2 separate regions of the Homo sapiens genome follow, and region 2 is linked to region 1. Evidence: chromatin loops called from intact Hi-C (ENCODE). Cell type or tissue: GM12878. All regions are shown on one strand. Each heading gives the region's core, and the rest is flanking DNA. Links, peaks and the distances in the headings are about the cores only. Region 1 overlaps CWC27 (CWC27 spliceosome associated cyclophilin). Region 2 overlaps LOC107986419 (a long non-coding RNA gene).

Region 1 (10,987 bases), core at 1,966-9,965:
TAGTCCACCTATAGTTGGTAGTCAGTGGAATTTTTTCTTAGCTCTGTTGAGTATATCTTTAAAAAAAATCAAATTGGTATTAAATGATTAACAACCACAATCAAATTAAAAGCTTCAAAATACATCCAAGTAGTAAAACTCAAAGATAGTTGCAGATAAAAAACAACTCCTGAATCACTTGAACCCGGGAAGTGGAGGTTGCAGTGAGCCAAGATCGCGCCATTGCACTCCAGCCTGGGCAACAAAAGCAAAACTCTGTCTCAAAAAATAAATAAATAAAAAACATAACTTCTCAACAACTTTAGAAGCTGTCGCTCTCTTTAGAGCATTCTTTATTTAAAGCAGTATGGGAGCATTTACAGCTGTATAATGATAGGGAACACCCTGTGATTTACCCATTCTGCCCTGAAGCACCAAGTTTTTGAGTTCTTAACTTCTATTACAAAATCCAACACAGTTGGCTGTGTTGAAGTCAAAAAGGTCTCACCCATAATCAGAGGACAAAAAGTCAAGTTTTTATACACTTTCCCCCTTTGGAAACCAAAAGCTGCAGTAAGGATAAGATTACAGTCCAAGACTTTGTCAGATGACAGTTGAGTTAGCAATTGAGGCATAGACAACATTCTAGAGTTTGGTTTCATTCTCAGTCCATCTGCTGAAAATTGTTTAACTGGAGCTTCATTAAGAATGGAATATAATAAACAGGGGTAGATGGAAATAGTATTGAAATATGTTTGAAGCCTTGTGAAACAAGAGTTACCTTACTTATTTGATCTGGGATCATTTAAATCATAATGAAAAGCCATAAAATTTTACCCAACTATTTCCTTAGCATTTTTCAAAGCAAAACTGGTTTTGCAATCGATTTTTTACTTCAGTTAGAGAATATTAAGTCTTTTCTTTGTCATTTTAAATGTAGATCCTATCACCAAACAGATATTTTCAAACAGATCCTACAATTTACGGGTGAATTTTATTCATTCTTTAGATGCTTGCCATCACTACCACTAATTGCCTTATACAAAACATTTATGAAGCTGGTTATGACTATACATTAAGAAGAATGACTAATGCTACAATATTAAGATATTATCAGGGCAAATACATTCAGGAGGATTTGAACTACGTGCCTGTGTTTTCATTATCATGGCTAGAAAATATAAAAAGAGTGTTTGGTTTCATAAATACTAATGAAATAAATTGATACATACATTAAAGTTGTCTTAATTAGCTTTTCAATATAGGTTAAAATGTGAGAAATGCAGGAGGAAGTAAAATAAAAATGCTAACATGTCTAAGAGCATCTCAACTGGAAAATCCTTATAACCACTTTTAGAATGTGTATAGCTTCATAATCTAGCAAAAAAAAAAATAGTTTCCCTTTTCCCTCCATCAATGTAAGAAATTCCCTTATATGAAAGAAATGTATTTGTATGGAGAGGGAAAGAGAAAGAAAAACAAGCTTGACTTGTGCAAGAGTCTGTGATATCCTTTGAAAGCTTATCACTTAAAACAAAGAAAAACATATAGAGTTAGCACATAATTGTACAGTCAGTGTGAGTGTATATTTTGATACTTTCATAATTTAATCTGAATGAGATAGTAATAATAGTTTGTTAGGTGTTTGCCACATGTCAGACAGTATTTTATTTAATCCTCACAACAGCAAGTGAGGTAGATATTATCATCCCCAGTTTATAGCTGAAGAAACTGAGGCACAAAAAGATGACATAGTGTATCCCTATCTCACTCATATAGTAAATTGTGGAACCAGGATTCAGATCAGTCTCACCCAAAGTCTATGCTCTAAAGATGCCATGCTCACTGGCATCTCCTATACTGGAAACTGAGAGCACATATTCTTTCTTTTTTACCTACTAGAGGAAATGCATGTGCTTTAGGTTACTGTCTGAGTGCTAGTTTTAATGTCTTAAGAATATCTTGTGAGTTAAATAAGATTGTCCATAAGTTGATGCTATTGATAATAGGTGATGACTAAAGAGGCTTCATTATACCATTCTCTCTATATTTGTGTTGAAATTTTTCCATAATAAAAATTTTTGTTTGTTTTAAAAATACTTTTTGTCCAACTAACCTTTCTGGATTGGAAGTTGTTCATTGGTTTGTTCAGTGAGTCTTGATGTGAGAATTAATTACATTGCACATATCTTCTTTTTTTTTACATTCCCATGACATTTTGGTGGAAGAGAGGTACTGCTTTTTGCTCTCCATTCTATGAAAACTGCTTATTTCTATTTGCTATTTCATGTTATTGCTTCTAGTATATCAGCCAGTCATTTTTACAATTACCCATATTTGTTTCAAAACATTCCTGTTTCTGAAATACTAATCCTGAGATAGTCACAAAGATGATAGTAAATAGCCACTCCTCACTCCTATCTCACACCAGCACCATGACTGTACATGATGGTTGGAACCAAAAGGATGTATTATAGACCTCAACATGGCAGGTTAAGTCAGTAAAACTTTGATAGATTCACTATTGTTAAGATTGCAGTTCTCCCCAAATTAATTTATACATTCAATGCAGCTACTGTCAAAATCCTACCTGACTTATTTGAAGAAATTGTCAAGCTGATTTTAAAATTTATATGGAAAGGCAAAGGAACAAAAATCACCAAAATAGTTGTGAAAAAGAAGACAAAGTTAGAGGGCTTACACTAACTGATTCAAGACTTACTATAAACCTGCAGTAATCAAGACAGTATACTACTGGCACAAGCAGAGACATAGATTAATGGAACAGAAGAGAGTGTATAGAAATAGATATACATATGTGGTCAATTGATTTTCAAGAAAGGTGCCAAGGTCATTCACTGGAGGTAAGAAAGCCTTTTTAACATATAATATTGGAACACTTGATGTCTGTATAGAAAAAAAATCTCAACCCTTACCTTACGCCATATATAAAAATCAACTTGAAATAAATTATATATCTTAACAGAAAAGCTAAAATTTTATATTACTAAGAGAAAGCATTAGAAAAAAACTTTTGAGACCATGAGGAAAATAAGGATTTTTTAGATAAGACACAAAAAGTGTGATATGAAATTTAAATATTGATAAAATGCTGTTCATCGAATTTTAACTTTTGCTCTTTGAAAGATATACTTAAGAAAATGAAAAGGGAAATCAGACTGAGATAAATCATTTACAAAATATATATTTGACAAAGGACTTGTATCCAGAATATATAAGAAAACTATTACAACTCATTAATAAGACAAAAAAAATTAATAGACAAAAGATTTGAAAAGAAGATACATAAATGGCCAACAAGCACATAAAAAATGTAATATCACTTGTCATCAGAAAAGTAACACTAGAAACCACAAAATACTATTTCACGCTCTCTAAAATATTCAGTTAAATGACAATACCGATATATTTGGAGATATGGAGCAACTCAACCTCTCCTATATTGCGAGTGGAATGATGCAGCCAAAATGGTGCGACCATTTGTAAAACAGTATGGCAGTATCATATAAAATTAAACATACACTTATCACTTGACTCAGCAATCCCACTCCTAGGTATTTACCCCCAAGAAATGAAAATATATGTTTGCAAACAAACTTGTGTGTGTAAATGTTTAAAGAGGCATTATTTGTAGTAGCCAAAAACGGTAAGCAACTCAGAATAAACAAGTTAGAGTATATCCATGCTATGAAATACTATTCAGTTATGCAAAGGAACATGGATGAATCTCAACAATAGTTGCTCACCAAAATAAGCCAGACATAAAAAACTACATACTGTATGATCCCATTTGTATGAGTTTCTAGTAATGGCAAAAATGTGGTGCCAGAAAGCAGATCGCTGATGCCTCATTGCCAGAAAAAGAAAACTGACTGTAACAGACATTTGGACACTTTGTAGGGTATGTGGAACTTTTCTAGATCTTGATTGCAGTGGAAGTTATATGCTCTATACAATACCAAAAGTCATCACATTTTATATACAAAATTAGTGAGTTTTACTATATGTAATGCCTACCTCAATACAGCTGTTTTTAAAAATTCTATCATTTCATGCATTTAGTTTCCTTAATGAGGTGACTGCTATTTCTAAGTTATTAAAAGGCCATTTAGTATTATAAACAACATAGCTACAGAATTTCCATGCTTTATTATATACTTAAATGTACCTATCCTTGACTTTTTAAAATTGATTTGTAAGGCTTCTTTATAGCACTTTTTAAACATTTTCCTACTTCCTTCACATTCCTAATAAGTGAAATTAAGTGGTTGGTCCTTGCTAAAAGGGACCGTGTTCAAGAAGATGCGTGTGAAACATTAAAATAAGCAATGCTGAATCTGTTTTGAAAGTTGTAAGCTTAACTTACCTATGACATGAGATAGCAGAATTCATCTATATCTTTTCCATTTATTGCAAAATTCTTACCACACATAAAGGTTTTCAATCTTTTTTAGCTGAAAATGTAAGCAAAGAACTTGTCCTTTCTCTTTTGCATTTTTTTAACCATAAAAACATTAAACAGTTCTACTGATACCCATCACAATTTTCCTTAGAATTTTACAAACTTCTGCCCTAGGAAATGGCAGAAAATAATTATTGACTCCCTAAATGCAATGGAACAGGAGATTCCAGGTGCATGGCAAATGCTAACTATAACTGAGGCTGGCGAGGGGAAGAGGGCAAATTACCCTACACCTTCTTATTTTCCCCTTCTTCAATTACATTATTACTTCATTTATTTGACTATTTATTGAATCACTTGCCAAGCACTGTCCTAAGTGTATCTTTGAAAGATACACTTAAGAAAATGAAATGAGGACATGAAATGAAATAAGAAAAAAAAATGAGGACAAATATGATTTGTCCTCAAGGAGTTAATGTCTAGTGAGTTTAAAGAAGAGTAAACAGGAAATCGCCATAAAGTGTGATAAGTGCTAAAGGGTGCTTTGGAAGCTCAAAGGAGAGACATCTAAACCAGACTTCAAGAACGGAATCAGAAAAGGCTCACTGAAGTGCCAACCAAGCTGAGACCTAAAGGAGGAGCCGGAATTAAGCAAGGAGAATTAACAAGAACGGAGAGATGAAGTATTTGCAGTATCCCTGAAGGAAGAAAAGCATGTGCAAAGGCGGATGGTTGGTCAAGAGAGCAGGGTTTAAGAATACTAGTTATCAGCCAAGTGAAAGCACATGAAGGTGGATACGGCAAAGGAGTTGTCTCTTGAGAGACGTAACTGGAAAGCAAAGCATTAACTGCCTCATGTAGGGATCCTAAGTCATCTTAAAGTGCTTGCTCTTTATCCCAGGACAATGCAAATCTAACTACTGTAGGATAAGAAGAAGAGAGGTATTCAAAGATGTAATTCAGTAGAAAAATATGAAAGTAATTTTTTTTTTTTTTTTTTTGAGACAGAGTCTCGCTCTGTCGCCCAGGCTGGAGTGCAGTGGCGCGATCTCGGCTCACTGCAAGCTCCGCCTCCCGGGTTCACGCCATTCTCCTGCCTCAGCCTCTCCAGTAGCTGGGACTACAGGCGCCCGCCACCACGCCCGGCTAATTTTTTGTATTTTTAGTAGAGATGGGGTTTCACCGTGCTAGCCAGGATGGTCTCGATCTTCTGACCTCGTGATCCGCCCACCTCGGCCTCCGAAAGTGCTGGGATTACAGGCGTGAGCCACCACGCCCGGCCGAAAGTAATTTTTAAACCTACTATAAGAATCACTTCATGTATACCAGTCGTGATGGCATACTCTTTATACTAGTCTTTACTAGGCATGTGTGCCTTAGATATTATTTCTGTATTTAATGGTTCATTTTTCCTTAATGTGCTCAGTTTTTAATGTTTGCAGCTGTCAGTTTTGAAACCAGGACTCTCCTTCCAAGTTCTACCAAAATCATATTAGGTAACCACAAAAAGATAACTTGTTTCTTAGTTCAAATTTTTTTTTTGACCAGAAAATCTCTTGAACAAAATGGCTGATTGTTAATAGATTGCATATTCATGATGTTCCTCAAGCTAGATAACAAAGAGACAACTAACAGACTAAAGCTTTGGTAGACAGATTACTAGCATTCTTGATTACATCTGGCTTATCGTTTGTCTTCCAGCCAAAGAGAAGAGAGAGAGAGAGAGGGAGTGTGTGTGTGTGTGTGTGTGTGTGTGTGTGTGTGTGTGTGTTTTAGTCACAAATTTCATTGATATTTACACATGTGAGGTATTATAAAATGTTACTAGTTGGGTTTGTTGGCTTGTTTGTTTTTGAGGCAAAACTGTGTTTTATGAACCAAGATGTTAACTAATCTTCACATAGAATTATTGCAGGTTCAAACCTATAGATTTGTTTTCTAATTTCTAATTCAGTAAAGATTATTTTTGTCTGCTTTTGCTAACTGTTTTGACTTATTTGTTAGACATATTTATTTTCTATGATGCCATTAAATTGAAGGTTGTTATTGTTATAACTGGGGAACAAAAGTGGCAGGTAATTGGAATATCAACCAATATTTGGAAGGTTATATCTTCTAAGGCAAGGAAAAAATGTAAAATGGTATTGCTGAATTTTAGGAAAACCTTAATTATTTTAGAAGTGAGATAGATGATTTTATAATCAACTTAAATAAGGACATGTGAGAAGAACAATTACAATAGTGCAGTGTATAGTAAATATATGTATATCAACTCATAAATTAGCATCAGTCACATTCTAATTTAGGAAGTAGTTACAGAGCTGGTGGGGCTTACAGGTTTTCTTTTGAAATTAAATGGTGAAAAAGCAAGCCCAAGTGCCAACCTCCTCTTCAGCAACAGGAGCATAAACATTGCTATGAATCCACAGAGCTATTTTACTGCTTATTCTAAAAATATTCTACTATTCTTTAGAGGAAGAAGCCCCTCCAGATGGTGCTGTTGCCGAATACAGAAGAGAAAAGCAAAAGTATGAAGCTTTGAGGAAGCAACAGTCAAAGAAGGGAACTTCCCGGGAAGATCAGGTAACTTCAAAAACCCAAATCCATACAGAACTTATTGTCTTTTTATTGTTTTTAAGTGTTTCTAAATGGAGCCTAATTTGATTATATATCAGGAGAAGCACTACCTCTTAAAAATAAAAAAGAATATATTTATATAGGGTGGACATTGGCCACTCACATAAAGATTCAAACTCTGGAGTTCTTTCCAGACATTGGTGGTGAAAAAGCCTGGAACTTCCACGTTTCAACCTGGTACTCCCATAGTAAGCACAGGAACCTCATAAAGCCATGTATCCTCAGAAACCCAGGTGGAACCTCTGTGTAGTGAATATTATGAAATGAAGAAGTGGTGATTATAAATGATGAGAGAGTCTCTTCCAGCCCGACATCTCGCATGCTGACTAGCCAGCCTAGCTTGAAATTGTACACTGTCTGGAAATAAGTCATTTGGTCTGCTAGCTGACTTCTATTCATTAGTACAAGTAATTCCTGAATCTTTAGGTAGTAATATTAAGAAGTTAGTTGTCAGAAATCAAGAATGAAAAGAGATAGGAAGCTAGCTCAACAATTTGGGAGTCAGCACTATGTGCCATGCAGTACTTGACACTTGATAAAACAAATCTCTTAAGCAGCCCTTCATGTTGAAAAGTTAGAGGGCAGACTGAAATCATTTATTTTTGGTGCTGCCATATATATGTTTATATAGATAGACATATATATTAATATATATGGATATAAACAAACTGCCTTATATATATATATATGGACACACCATTTTAGTTGTATAAATAAAACGGGCAAAGTAAAAGTAAATTAAAAAGCCCAAACCTGTCTGGATAATTTCTTAATTTCATTAAGAAAAAGTACATTATTAACTTGTTTTCATGAAATCACAAAGTCTTCTAAATAGCAACCATAGTGACTATACTACCAGAGATACTAAGGATGACTCATTCATTCATTCCTTCCCCCTCCCCCCATTCCCTTGTAGCAAATAATTATTAAGAACCTGCCATGTACTAATCACTGTATTTGGCAGTCAACACATGAACACATCCCTGCTCTCTCTGATCTATCAGGGAAAAGAGCTAAACAAGTAATACCAGTGAAAGGGGGTGAGCATTATGAAAGGGTAGGTACAGGAAGCCATGTAGATGAATAACAGAGGGGCCTTACATGGCTTAAGAATCTGGGAAGGCCTTCCTAAGGAAATGATTTGTCAGCTGAACTTCAAAGGTTGTGTAGGAGACAGCCAGGTAGAGGCAGAGCATGGCTAGACAAAAGGAACAGTGCGTACATGAAAAGTCTTCAACCTCTTTGCAAAGAACTAAAAGATATTAAATATGATTGTAACATAAACTAAGAGAAGGAGAAAGATGAGGCTGAAGAGGTAAGCAAAAGTAAGTTCGTACAAGGTATTTTTAAACCATGTTAAGGAGTTTAGAATTTATCCTAAAGGCCATGGGGAACCATTGACAGAAGGAAGTGATATGATCTCACTTTCATTTTAGGAAGATCTCTCTAACTGGGCTGCAATATGGAGATTAGACTGGATACAGGACAGGACCAGAGGCACAGGGCCCAGTTGGGAGACTCTTGTGTTAGATATGCATAAACAGAGTATGCCAAGATTGGGCTCCTTCAGCATAGCTTCTACATTCTGGGAAGGCTCTCGCTGTGCTGAAAGAGCATTCCTGGAAGTAGTTGGCCATTCGTTCTTTCAGGAAAAGCCATAACTGAATAATTCCCCTGCAGATGCCAATCAAAATGCCTCCATGCAGATCCTATCTTCTTCACACTATAACAAATGTGTCCCATTATTTTTGTGATTTTTTTCTGCCCAGTGTCTTCTCTAGCCTTTATAATAAAGCAGGAGAAAGTCTAATCTTAAATATAGAAGAAGCTAAAAATAGCCAAGAGGATGTTTTTTGTTTGCCACAGTCTCCCCTCTTTGAGCAAATGCCAGTAGCTCATTAATTGGCTTAAAAACAAACTGCCTTGCCACTTGTAACTCAGGGAGAAAGATCCAGGTCTAGTATAATTTTCTAGGAAATTTTAAAATTTCATTCCATTTAGAAGTCTTTTTTGTTTTCATTTTTCTTTGTGCTTTTAAAAAAGACATTTCCAAGTATGCAAACATCCATCATTAAAAATTAGTTAGGGCCAGGCATGGTGAGTCACTCTTGTAATCCCAGGACTTTGGGAGGCCAAGATGGGAGGATCTCTTGAGCCCAGGAGTTTGAAACCAGCCTAGGCAGCCTAGGGAGACCCCCATCTCTACAGAAAAAAAAAAAAAAATAGTTTGGCAAGGTGGTGTGCATCTGTGGTCCCAGCTACTTGGGAGGCTAAGGCATGAGGATCGCTTGAGCCCAGTAGGTCGACGCTGTAGTGAGCCATGATTGTACCATTGCACTCCAGCCTGGGTGACAGAGTGAGACTCTATCTCTTAAAAAAAAAAATGATAGGGTTTACTTTTAAGCTATAGTGTATTAGTCCATTTTCACACTGCTGATAAAAACATACCCAAAACTGGGGAAAAAAAGGAGGTTTAATTTGACTTATAGTTCCACCTGGCTGAGGAGGTCTCACAATCATGGCAGAGGGTGAAAGGCAGTTCTTACATGGTGGTGGCAAGAGAGAATGAGGAAGAAGAAAAAGTGGAAACCCCTGATAAACCCATCAGATCTTGTGAGACTTATTCGCTATCACGAGAATAGCATGGTAAAGACCAGCCCCCATGATTCAATTACCTCCCACTGGGTCCCTCCCATAACACATGGGAATTCTGGGAGATACAATTCAAGTTGAGATTTGGGTAGGGACACAGCCAGACCATATCATATAGATTAAATAGATAGATATGGAGATAAGCATGTGGAGAGATATATTTATGCAATAGTAGATATAGATAGATATAGATACAGATATATAAACACATACATACACACACACATACTACCTGGAAGTATATTTACCAAAATATTAACAGCGGTTATTCTGAGTGGTAGGATAATAGTTATTTTACTTCTATTTTTCAATATTTTTACAGTAATCTGTTTTCTTATTAATAAGCAAATACAATAAGAATGAATAAACAATGGACTATTTTTAATGAGTAAGGTTTAAAAACAAGGGATACTTTATCTGTTAACATTGTTTGAATAGCTTAATTCTATAACCTCTACTCTAAAAACAGATAAAACAGCTAAATGCTAACATACTCTGCAGCCCTCAGAATGCCTATGATGACATTCTATAGGAACTTATAAATTTTCCCCAAAACTCATCTCATTCAGTAGCTATGATAATGTGTGTATTTTTAGCTGTTGAATATGTGGGCATTAAATTTTGCAGAAAAGTAGAAGATGCTTTTTACTATCATTTTTAAAGCAATAACCAACCACCTTTTTCTTGCAGTTATTTTGACACCATTTGTCTTTATTAAGCTTGAGTTCTAGATTGCCCAGACCTACTTAACTTTTTCATGAACTGTGATCTTATTGATACTCTCTAGATAAATTCTGGAGCTTAGGAATGTATTGTGACTCTCTAATATACCAGTTATTCACATGTTGAACTGTCACACATCTTTTTCCTTATGAAATGTGAGGATTTCAGTATTGAATTCAACATACCAAAATCTTGATTAGGCCCTTGATTTCTCGGACAGGTAGTATTTTATCCCATTTCATAATGATGGACTCTGTAAATATGTTGAATAGAAAAACCTTTTTCTAGCTTCTGTTGTCTGCTCAAATTCTGGAGTAGACTGTTAAGACCTAGGAGATGGTGTGATTACAAAATTATAGCCACTTGCTTCTTCCTGCCCACAGAGAGCATAGGAGCCAAACAAGAATTCACAGTCATGTTCCCCCTACACACACACACTTTTAAAAAATATATACTTAACACAATATTTGTATTCATCTTTCACTTAACAATAGAATGCAATGTTTCATGTATATAATTTTTAATAACAATAGCATATTTAGGCCAGGCATGGTGGCTCACACCTGTAATCCC
Region 2 (10,987 bases), core at 1,843-9,842, 96 kb after region 1:
ATGATTAAATAAAGGAGGTGGGGGAGAGAGAAAAGAGTCAAAGATGGTTGATAAGGTTGAATGATAAAGATGCCAGGTAAAGGCACAGGTTAATTTAGTATGAGGAGCCAGTGAGACATCCATGTAGAGATGTCTAGTTCACAGCCAGATGGCCTGACTTTCTTGTTCACCAAGTATCCCTGAAGCCTAGGACATTAAGAGCTAGAGAATGATAATAAAATTCAGTCCCTGCTTTTGAGGAGCTAAATAAGCAGAATGGTAAGGGTTTGACAGAAGAATCCACTGGGTGCACATGGGATGGCTCCTGCCTAAGCTCAGGTCGGCAGGGAAGACCTTCCAGGGGAGAGGTACTGACCTCGGTTGTGAAAGACAAGTAGGAGCTACTCAGCTGATGGGAGCAGGGAGAGGAATGAGGCAGGGGCTATGCTGGGAGAGAGGACAGATATGCAACAGCACAACAGCAGGAGAACAGTGTGGATGGAACAAAGGTTGCAGAGGAGAACAATGGGAGATAGAACAAGGAAAAGGCAGGGGCTGATCTTATAAATGGTGCTTTGGAGTTCAGACTTTACTCCCTCTTCACAACACGGTGTGAAGTTGACTTTTCTTTTTTTCTCACTCACTTTTTCTAGGAAATGCTGGCTTTTAAAAATGTCTCCAACACATGAAATGCTCTTGCCTCATTAGGAAAATAGTTCATAGTGGATCTATTTTATCAATGTGGTAGGTCGTTACACAGTCTTTTGTGGTCCTGCACTCCTCTGTAATGCTGCATCAAAGGGTTTGTTCAGGTTGGAGGCCTGGCTACCTTTCTCTCTGTAGGATGCCCAGGGCAATTTGATGACAGTCTGATGGTAACAAGGAAGCTTCTCTGCTCCTCTTCATGTGTTAAGTTCATGGCAAAGAGCCAGCTAGCACCCAGACCTTGTTTCCCGTCAAAGCGCCTGTCTCTCTCAACATGATTTTTTCTTTCTGCCTTTGAGGCTTGGTAAAGCCATCCAAAATTTCAGCCAGAAATGTAGCTGCAGGCAAACGCTGACAAAACATCCTTGTGATTTTCCACCATCAGGAGCCCAGGTGTGCCCCTCGTGACTTCATGCCCTTCCCCCTCACACTCCACAGACCTCAGTTACCGTTGACTGCCTGTAGCAGCACCAGGCCACCGAATCTGGCCTGAGGAGACACAGGCTGCTAATTTTCCAACCCCAGTGAAATTTCTTGAAATTTCACACAGGTTTCAAGAAATGGCCGTGCGCACAGAGCAGCCTTCTGAGTAGCTGGGGTTACTCCTGGAAGGCTGCTCTGTGCCCACAGTCACAGCATTCCCAGAGTGGCTAATGTTTCCCCAAGGTGTACTTCCTCCTGGACCCTGGGGTTCACTGGAGATAGGAGAGGCAACATGTTCATTGGAAAGTTCTGTGACTCAATAGGAAATCAGATCTGGGTTCAAATCTTGGCTTAGCCACTCACTAGTTGTGTGATCTCAGAAAAGCTAAACATTTATTTCCTCACCAATAAAATCTTCTGTAAAACATAAGGATGATAATGACTACTTTGAAGAGTTGTTGAATGAATTAGAAACAGTTATATAAAGAGCCTAGTATGAGGTAAGCATTTAGAAACTGACAGCTACCATTAATAGTAGCATTTTGTAGCATTAGAGCCTTAGGGTATTGGACTGCAAGATTTCAGAGTTTCTGAGAACAGAGGGTGGACGTGCACAGTTTCCTGCCAGGTCAGGCAATGAGGTAGGTTAGAGGTAGGGAGGTGATCATACCCTGGCCTCCAGGGATTAAGAGCCTCTCCCTGATTATTGACCTGTTCCCCATGGGACAGTAGGGAGGTTAAAGGGTGTATCTTTTTCAGTAATTCACCTCTTCTCTGGTCAGGGGCATAGATTCCCTAGCTTCAGGGACTCCTCTGTCTTCTTTAGAAACCTCTTTTGCAATTTCCCCAATGCTAATATTTAATACATAATTTTATAATTAGCACGCCCCAGTCACCATCTCCAACTGGTCTGCAACACCCTCTGGAACTTCAGTGTGATGGAACCTGTAATGCTCCCCTGTCCTCCCTCCACAGAGTTGGCTGTGGGAGTCTCTCTCCTCATTCCTATTAGGTCTATTCCAGGCATATCCTCACTCACTGCCGGTTGGTATCTCAATCCAGCTGCATTCTTTGTTCTGGAATCATTCCAAACAGGGAAGGTCAGATATAATGCACATACAACCTACCTTTCAGGCATATAAACTTCAAATCCACTCTACAACTGTGCCTGAGCTGTAGGCGTGGCAGGAAAAAGCAGAATGCTGCAAGGCTCCTCGAGTCAAATCCTTTGGGATTTGAGCAATCTTCCCAGCCAGACGTTACAATATGCTAACACCCTTGTGAGTCATGAAGTCACTCATGGTCAATTCTGTTTGGAGAACAGGATGAATAATTGAAAGTAACTGGGTGTTTGCCTGAATCCAGGCCTAACACAGTATTTATTCTGTTTTTTTGTCTCTTTTTGCCGAAAACAAACATGTCTGGTTTCTCTTCTTCCCCCACTTACCCTGCCTACCCCTTCACTGGATCTCAAAGGAAAGTTCAAAGCCTTTCGCACAGTTAGACCCTATAGGGTGGCCCTATCTCCTTCTCCAGCATCTCTCTGCTTACCTAGAAAGACCAGACATGAGGGCAGCCACATCCTTAGGGTACGGACCGAAAAGCCATAAACTTAATTTTCTTTAACTTTTTCTGTTGGAATAATTTAAGACTTACAGACAAGTTGGAAAAATGAAACAGAACATTCCTCCATTTCCTTAAACTATCTTCCCTTGTTAACATCTTATGTAACCATAGTACAATGATCAAAACCAGGAAAATAACACTGGTACAATACTATTAACTACACTACAGTCTTTATTCAAATTTCAACAGTTTTTCCACTAATATCTTTTTTCTGTTTTAATAGTATCCAATCTGGGTTCCCATGTTGCATTTAATTGTCACAGCTTTTTAATTTCCTTCAATCTGTAATCATTTCTCAGTCATTAATTATTTTTCATGATCTTAACTCTTTTTTTTTTTTTTTTTTTTGAGACAGAGTCTCACTCTGTCACTCAGGCTGGAGAGCAGTGGCATGATCTCTGCTCACTGCAACCTCCACCTCCTGGGTTCAAGCAATTCTCCTGCCTCAGCCTCCTGAGTAGCTGGGATTACAGGCACGTGCCACCATGCCTGGCTAATTTTTGTGTTTTTAGTAGAGATGGGGTTTCACTATGTTGGTCAGGCTGGTCTCAAACTCCTGACCTCAAGTGATCCACCCGCCTCAGCCTCCCAAAATGCTGGGATTACAAGCGTGAGCCACCACGCCCAGCCGACCTTGACTCTTTTAAAGAGTACTGTTCAGTTATTTTGTATAACATGCCTACATTTGGACTTGTCTGATATTTTATCGTGGTTAAATGGATATTATATGGTATTTTTTAGCAAAATTACCACAGACATGAAGGTGTGCCCTTCTCAATGCATCATATCGGGGTAAATGCTGTTGATAGGTCTTATTACTAGTGATGATAACCTTGAACATTATTGATTAGAATTATATTCTTTATGCTTAGCTCCTAAACATTTGTTCCTCTTCTCTAATTATCCTTACTCCCTTGGTGAACTCATCCTTTCTCATGGGTTGGAGTACCTTCTGTCTAATCCCCAAAGATACCCAAATTTATACATTTTTTTCTGGATCTCTCCTCTGAGCTTTAGTCCATATATCCAACAGCCTACTCAATCTTTCCACTTGCTTATCGAAAAAAGGCCTCAAACATAATTCAAAATCAAACCCCTGGCTGGGTAAGGTGGCTCACGCCTGTAATCCCAGCACTTTGGGAGGCCAACGCGGTGGATCACCTGAGGTCAGGCGTTCAAGACCAGCCTGACCAACATGGAGAAATGCTGTCTCTACTAAAAATACAAAAATTAGCCGGGTGTGGTGGCACATGCCTGTAATCCCAGCCACTTGGGAGGCTGAGGCATGAGAATAGCTTGAACCTGGGAGGCAGAGGTTGCTGTGAGCTGAGATCACACCACTGCACTCCAGCCTGGGCAACACAGAGAGATTCTGTCTCAAAAAAAAAAAATAAATAAAATTAAAATAAAAAAATAAAACCACAGAATTTCCAGAAGTCTTCTACAGTTTAGTAAATGGCAATCCATCTTTCCAGTAGCTCAAACCAAAAGGCTTGGTGTCATCCTATTCCTCTCTTTCATTCTCACTACAACCAATTCATCAGAAAGTGCTGCCGGTTCTATATTCAGAATCTATCCAGGACCTAGCCACTTCTCACCACCTTCTCAGCCACCACCTTGATCTAAGCCACCACTACCATCTTCTATCTGGATTATGGTAATTAATGGTAATCTGGATTATTGTCACCCAACTGGTCTCTTGATTTTGGGCTTGTCCTCCTACAAGACAGACTCTGCCTCCTTCTGCAATCATGCCTCTGTGACTTTAACAGCTACTATGCTCCCCTAGCTCTTCCTTGAAAACACCAAGCATGCTTTTGCTTCAAGGCTTTGCTCATTATTTTCTCCCAAAATTTAGTTCCTTTTTTCAGTATTCCCCTGCTTAGTAAATGTGCAACCAATCCAGTTGCACAAATTGGAGTCTTGCAATTCTCCTTGATGATTACCTCTGCCCTATTCCTCATGTTCAATCCATCATCAAACCTTGTGGTTTTTTCCTCCACATAAATAATACTCAAACCTGTCTACTTCTCATTTCCACTGCTGACACCCAGCTTCGCCGTTATCCTCCTATCTGATCTCTTTGGCCCCTGCTAATTGGTCCTCTTCACTGCAGCCCAAGTTGTCTTTTCAAAATGCAAACCTGGTCAAATCACAGCCCTGCTTAAACACTCTTTAATGGCTCATTTTAATGGTTAATTGAGAATATAGACCTCAATTCTTAACATGAGCTACGTAACCTTCCCGGTGTGGCCCTCACTCTCTGTACTTCCAGCCATGCTGATGGTCTCTTCATTCCTCGAATGGCGTCATACTTCCCCCAGCTGCAGCCTTTCCTCTGATTGGAAAGCACTCCACCCACCCACCCTGTCTATCCTCCCCAGCCCCTTTTCTGCCAAGTTGAGACCTGTGCATGCTTCACACTGCAACTTAATTATCATTGCCTTGGTGGAGCCTCTCCTGACTCCTCAGTCTAGATGAGATTCCTTTGTTTCACACCACCAAAGAATCTTGCTTCTTTCCTACAGTACACTCTTTTTCAATAATTCGCCCCTTCTCTGGGCAAGGGCATAGACTCCCCAGCTTCAGGCAACTCCTCTGTCTTCTTTATAAACTCCTGTACAATTTCCCCAATGCTAATACCTAATATATAATTTTATAATTAGCACTTCCCAGTTACCAGCTTCAACTGGTCTGCAACACCCTCTGGAACTTTGATGTGCTAGAACCTTTAATACTTTCCCCTTCCCCCTCAGCAGAGTTGGCTGAGAAGGAGGGTGCCGAAGAAGGGGTTGAAGAAGGTGCTGAAGAAGGAGGTGAGTTATTAAAAAAGAGTCTTCTGTAGGCAAGAAGCAAGATTATAATTGCTTATAATTGTATGTCCAGTAGTGTGATTATTTGTCAAACATCTGTTTCCTCACTAGACTATAAATTTTATTTATTATAGCAGGTAGCAAAGTGCTTGACACACAGTTGGCATTCAACAAATAATTGTGGAACAAATGGATACATAGATGGATTGATGAAAATCATGCTTTTGAAAGACAAATCTAGCAAATCAGTAGAAGGAAGAGAAAGTGAAGGGAAGGAATTCTGAATAATTAGGAGGCTGGTAGAACAACACAGTCCAAGAAAGAGGAAATGAAATCCTAAACTAGGGTGTTAAGAGAGGGAATGGAAAGTAACTGTCTTTGGGGGGACTGTATTGTGCTACTGATATTACCAGGTCAACCACAAATAGCCCAGCAATACCCAAGACTCTGCTCTGTGCCAGCTTCTCACCCCACACGTGGGCGGGGAAATCAACAAACTCTTGGCCTGACCAGCAGTCTCAACACTGAGGGAAGTTCTGTGGCAAGGACAAAAGGCACTTTCTAGGACATCTTGTCTTTTAAAAAGACAAAGCCATTTGAACAACAAAGAAATTCCAGCACCGTTTTCTCATCCTCTGGACCCTGGGGGCTCATAAATAAGCTGGTTCTTGTGCTTTTAACAGCCTCTGATGTATTTGATTACATTTTCAATTCAGATGGTTCCATTACTACAAGAAGCAACTTCATTACCAGGAGGGCCCAGAGCCCAGACTATACTAGCTCTCTGTCATATAATTTAGCCTCAGTCATACCTCAGACAATATTTATACAAGGTCACTTCTTCAAACCATGTCTAGCCTTCCCAAATGACAATATTATTTATGCCAAATGCTTCTCCTAAGGGATGGAAAACTGCCAACTCTGGTTTAATAGGCTATACGGACAGGCTAGAAAAACATCATTTGTAGCACACACAGTTTATGTATTTAGTATATAACTAGGAGTACAGACTGATCATTGGAAACATAGCCGAAAATTGGCCCCAGGAAAAAAAAAAAGCCACAAAAGCACTAAGGTTTGGATCTTTCCTCCCTGATATTAGTTTTGGAAGCCCTAGGTTTAGCCAGAATTATGAATGCACAAGAGAGAGCTGCCTCAGACTTTAGTGGCTACCTGAATATTCAAAATAGGGAGAAAACCTGCAAAAGGAAATTCAATGTGGGCGTATGTGCCCAGCAGCCATCCTCCTGTGGTTGCAAATTAATGTGACCATCCAGTGGAATGGGCAGCCCAGGGGCCTTTGGTAACAAAGAACAGTCTAACCCATTGATGTTAATTTACCAAATTATTCACATCCCACAATCTGGAATAGAAATCAGCAGCCAAAAAATGCCTCCTCTATACCTCAATCAAAACACCTATAAAAATCTAGATACCAGGAGGCAAAGTCTGGAACATAAACTACTTCATAATGTTGCCAATGAGTTATTAAAGTACAGAATGATGGAGCTGTTAGAGGCGTCTGGGCTACCGTTGCTTCCAAGCTCCATTCTTCGTTGTGTCTTTAATAAGGTATTTGGTCAAAATATATTGGTGACAACTCCTTTCTCTTAAAATCTAGCGAAGGATACAAGTCATACATTCCACTTAATCCTTTATAGACCACTAAAACTTAAAAATCTCTCTAGTAGAGAATGAAGAAACTTCAAGTACTGAGCTTTCAAATAAAGTGCAGAATGCCTGTTCATACTTGCATGATTTATTGGTGATGAATATCACTAATAATTTATATATTAATGTTCTTTAAATAGATGCTTACAATTCCTACATATGAATACTGTATCTAATTTAAATTTTAGGAAGCAAAAATGTCAGATTATAGAGCAGTTTCAAAATTCAAAATTATTCCATTGTATTGATAAATTTGGTATGGTTTTTGTTCCTTAAGATGCATTTTTTTAAAAAGCCGTAAGTATCTTTTTGTTTTTAAAAGCTCTCTCCAGAGGAACTGCCACCCATTAACCCATATTTAGTAGTATTTGATATCCTTATCATTACTTATTTACAATAATAGAATTTACTTCTTATAATTAGCATAACCTATGGCCAAGCAATTTCATGCCCAAGGATTTATTTCAGGCCAATAATTTGAGATGTATGCAAAGCTGTATAAGCAAAGACATTCACCACAAAGTTATTTTTTATTGGAAATAAAGGTACAACAATAGAAGACTGTTTAAACAAATTATCCATGTGATATAAACATAAACAATCATGTTATGGAAAAAATATCTAACTCATTGGAGAAAGTTCATAGTAAACTACAAGTGAAAAAGAAGATGACAAAGCAATATGCATCAAATGTACGTTCATATGGAATGACATCAAAATGTTAACCCAGGCTGGACAGTCTTGGGGACACCTGGAAATAATATAGCTAAGCTTTGAGAAGGGGGTTAAGGAACTGATACTGATGTGACCTCATTGACAGCTGTAGGCAGGTGATACTTAGGGGCATTTGAATATTAGAATTTTTACATGCGCTTTTATTGTGGAAGTAAGTAGCTTTCTATGTGTCATTACCCAGCTGAGGAAGGGATAGCATGGACATTTTCTGCTGCTCCTAGCCCAGTGGTGGTTTGGACAGGATCTATATAAGACTCCCTCTTGTCCTCCATTTGAATCTCTTTCCTTAAGTCAAGTGAGAGAAACTTGACTTCAGTATCATGCAGTGAGGTCCCTGTGTCCTCAACAGTAAAGCATTGCCATCTGCTTCCTAACATTACAGTGCTCCTGGGTAACCCCTGAAACTGTCTACATGTCCATATGATCCTGCAACGTAGAGATTTATTAGGATACTGTAAATAAAACTTGGATAAACAGAAGCAAGAAATGAGAGACCCCAAGGGCCAAAAAAGAAAAAAAGAAAGAAAGAAAGAAACGACGTAAGAAAAATAGACCTGCTTCATCAGCTTCTCTGTCAAACAGATATGGCCCATGATTTATTAAAATAGGAGCTTTTTCAAGGCATGATTACAGGCAAGAGAAACCTGAATAAAGCTTTTACTTAACAGTGTCTTTGTGTGCACTGGGGGAAATGTTTCTGTTGGACTTTTCTATTTGGACATCCTGTGGGCTCCCCAAGCTCAATGCTTTTGAAGTAGGGATCATTCACTTCTTTTTCTGAGCATTACTCTTTAGACAGCACCTAAATAGAAGTGACAGGTCAAACAATATGGATGACTAAAATCTCTGCAGTGAGGAGAGATTAGGGAAGAAGACCAAGCATAGACCTTTGGGACAGGCCCACATTTGAGGGAGAGGAAGACAGAAAGGAAATACAAAGAGATCATCCAAGAAGTCAGAGTATGAATGAGTCTTTTCTGTGTTAAACAGTATAAACATCATTTTCTTTAAGGTGAAAATTTTAGTCAAAAATATAGTTTGAAGACAACATAGTTTTGTGTGATGCTAATGGATCTTTGCCTAGGGCTAAAATAATCCAGATGTACTGGATAAAACAAAGTAGAACTATACTTAAATATTTCCAAGAGCTCAACTATTTCACTCTCCTGAAAACCTTAAAAAAATCCTTCTCAAGGAGGTAAGTAAATAATTACAGGCATATAAAGGAGAGCCAAAATCTTGAAAGTATCAAGAAAAATCTACAAATGAGTATACCTTAAAAGGGTGCTACTTTCTTGATAAACCAAAAAATTCTCATTCTTAAAGATTACATTGACATTTTTGCTTGAAAATACAGTATTAAAAGGTGGGTGCTAATGTGGGTTGACTTTTGTTTCCTAGGACTAACGGTTGTCTGGCTCACTCTGCACTGAAGTAACCAAAGGGCTGGCTTATTCAGCAGCAATGCTGGGAGCATCCTTGGGACTAGAAGATTGAAAACTGTTACCTCTGTGGTCTCTGAGGCTGGGTTCAGACTAGAGCAATTGTGCAGTGAATTTGGCCCATCTTGGGGACTTTGGCTCTCAAATGGCAGGGACTGTTCAGACTAAACTAGAGGTTATTTTACAAGGACCATCAAAATTCTCATTTGCATGTGTGAAATTCCTGTGGAGAGGCTGGCTTTTTCAATCAAGCTGGTTGGGCCAGATTATAAGTGGAGTCTGCTAGAGTGCATGTGAACAGCATCAGACAGCTCTCAGCCCTTCCCCGTTGGTCTTTCCCTTCTCTGGTGGAAATCACCAACAGTTTAGTGACACCTAGCACCTTCTATTCCCCAAGTGGAGAAGTGGTCTTCTAGCTAACAGGAAGACATCAGGCTTTCTTAAAACAAATTTTTATCAGCAGCTACCACCACCACAATGATGTTCATTGAGCACTTATATTGTGCTAAGTGTATTACATCCGTCATCTCTTTAGAGCCTCACAATCCTCTATGAAGTTTGATATTTTTTATTTATTTATTTATTTATTTCGAGATGGAGTCTTGTTCTGTCGCCCAGGCTGGAGTGTGGTAGCACAATCTCAGCTCACAACAACCTCCGCCTCCTGGGTTCAAGTGATTCTCATGCCTCAGCCTCCCAAGTAGCTGGGATTACAGGCACCTGCCACCACGCCTGGCTAATTTTTGTATTTTTAGTAGAGACAGGGTTTCACTGTGTTGGCCAGGCTGGTCTCGAACTCCTGACCTCAAGTGATCCGCCTGCCTCAGCTTCCCAAAATGCTGGGATTACAGGCGTGAGCCACTGTGCCCGGGCGATATTTTCATCGCTTTTTTTTTTTAAAGGAGAAAGCTTAGTCTCCATTAAGGTTAACTTATCCCAGGTCACACAGGTTGAAGGAAATGGATTTGGATGCAGATAGTTTAAATTGCACACCCATACTTTTTAAGCCTTTTTACATGATGCCATGTTGCTTCCCTATTAGTAGGCTGGCCTCCACTGGCAATTAATAGCAACAATGAACACTGGGCTCAAAACCAAAAGCCTGGGCAATATGGAGCAAACCATAAATTTGATTAGGAATCAGTTACCTGTGTCATTTTTGTCTTATAATGGAGTTGTGTGGTTCACAGGAGCCCTACCACTTCTGGATGGTGTCATAATTCTCACAAAATCTGGACCTTATGGCAGAAGCCCTGCCCCATCCCTTTATTTTCCATGGTATCCCTTTATTTGATTCCAGCTGCTCTGGGATTCAGAGCTTTCTCCATAGAGGCTTGGGAGGGGGAAGAAAGCAACCTATAAATAAACTCCGAATTCAGGCTGTTGGGGACAGTGCCCATAGCGTTGCAGGTGCACAGTCCAACCCCAACCACTGTTTCCAGTACAACTCTAGGGATTGTGAAGAAAATGGGCCAATTATTCTTCAGCTTGGACATTCTTCTGAGGCCAGGACACCCTCGGTCTGGGAGCTGTGTGATTCAGGTCTCTAATGTCTTTTTCAGGGAGGGAGGCAGCACAGTAGTTAAAAATTTC

The links. Peaks named below come from ENCODE experiments on the same cell type or tissue, not always from the same donor. Only the 100,000 strongest peaks of a DNase experiment are listed, where the experiment ranks them.
Region 2: it touches region 1 in a loop (2.2-fold over the local background); 3 of 110 quality-filtered maps call a loop at or near these places.

The regions. Positions count from the first base shown.
Region 1 is chr5:64,964,828-64,975,814 of GRCh38, forward strand. It overlaps CWC27 (CWC27 spliceosome associated cyclophilin), which reads left to right. Exons shown (of 14, transcript NM_005869.4): 12 at 6,876-6,985. Among named protein-coding and RNA genes, the nearest start is that of CWC27, 200 kb to the left of the region's middle. In GM12878, for the core only: a CTCF peak has its summit at 6,901 (motif pointing right); a DNase peak (open chromatin) is centred at 6,950.
Region 2 is chr5:65,060,563-65,071,549 of GRCh38, forward strand. It overlaps LOC107986419 (a long non-coding RNA gene), which reads left to right. Exons shown (of 3, transcript XR_001742682.2): 2 at 5,493-5,549. Among named protein-coding and RNA genes, the nearest start is that of CWC27, 300 kb to the left of the region's middle. In GM12878, for the core only: no CTCF peak of the experiment used is centred there; DNase peaks (open chromatin) are centred at 5,989 and 9,671; H3K4me3 peaks cover 57 bases; H3K27ac peaks cover 3,041 bases.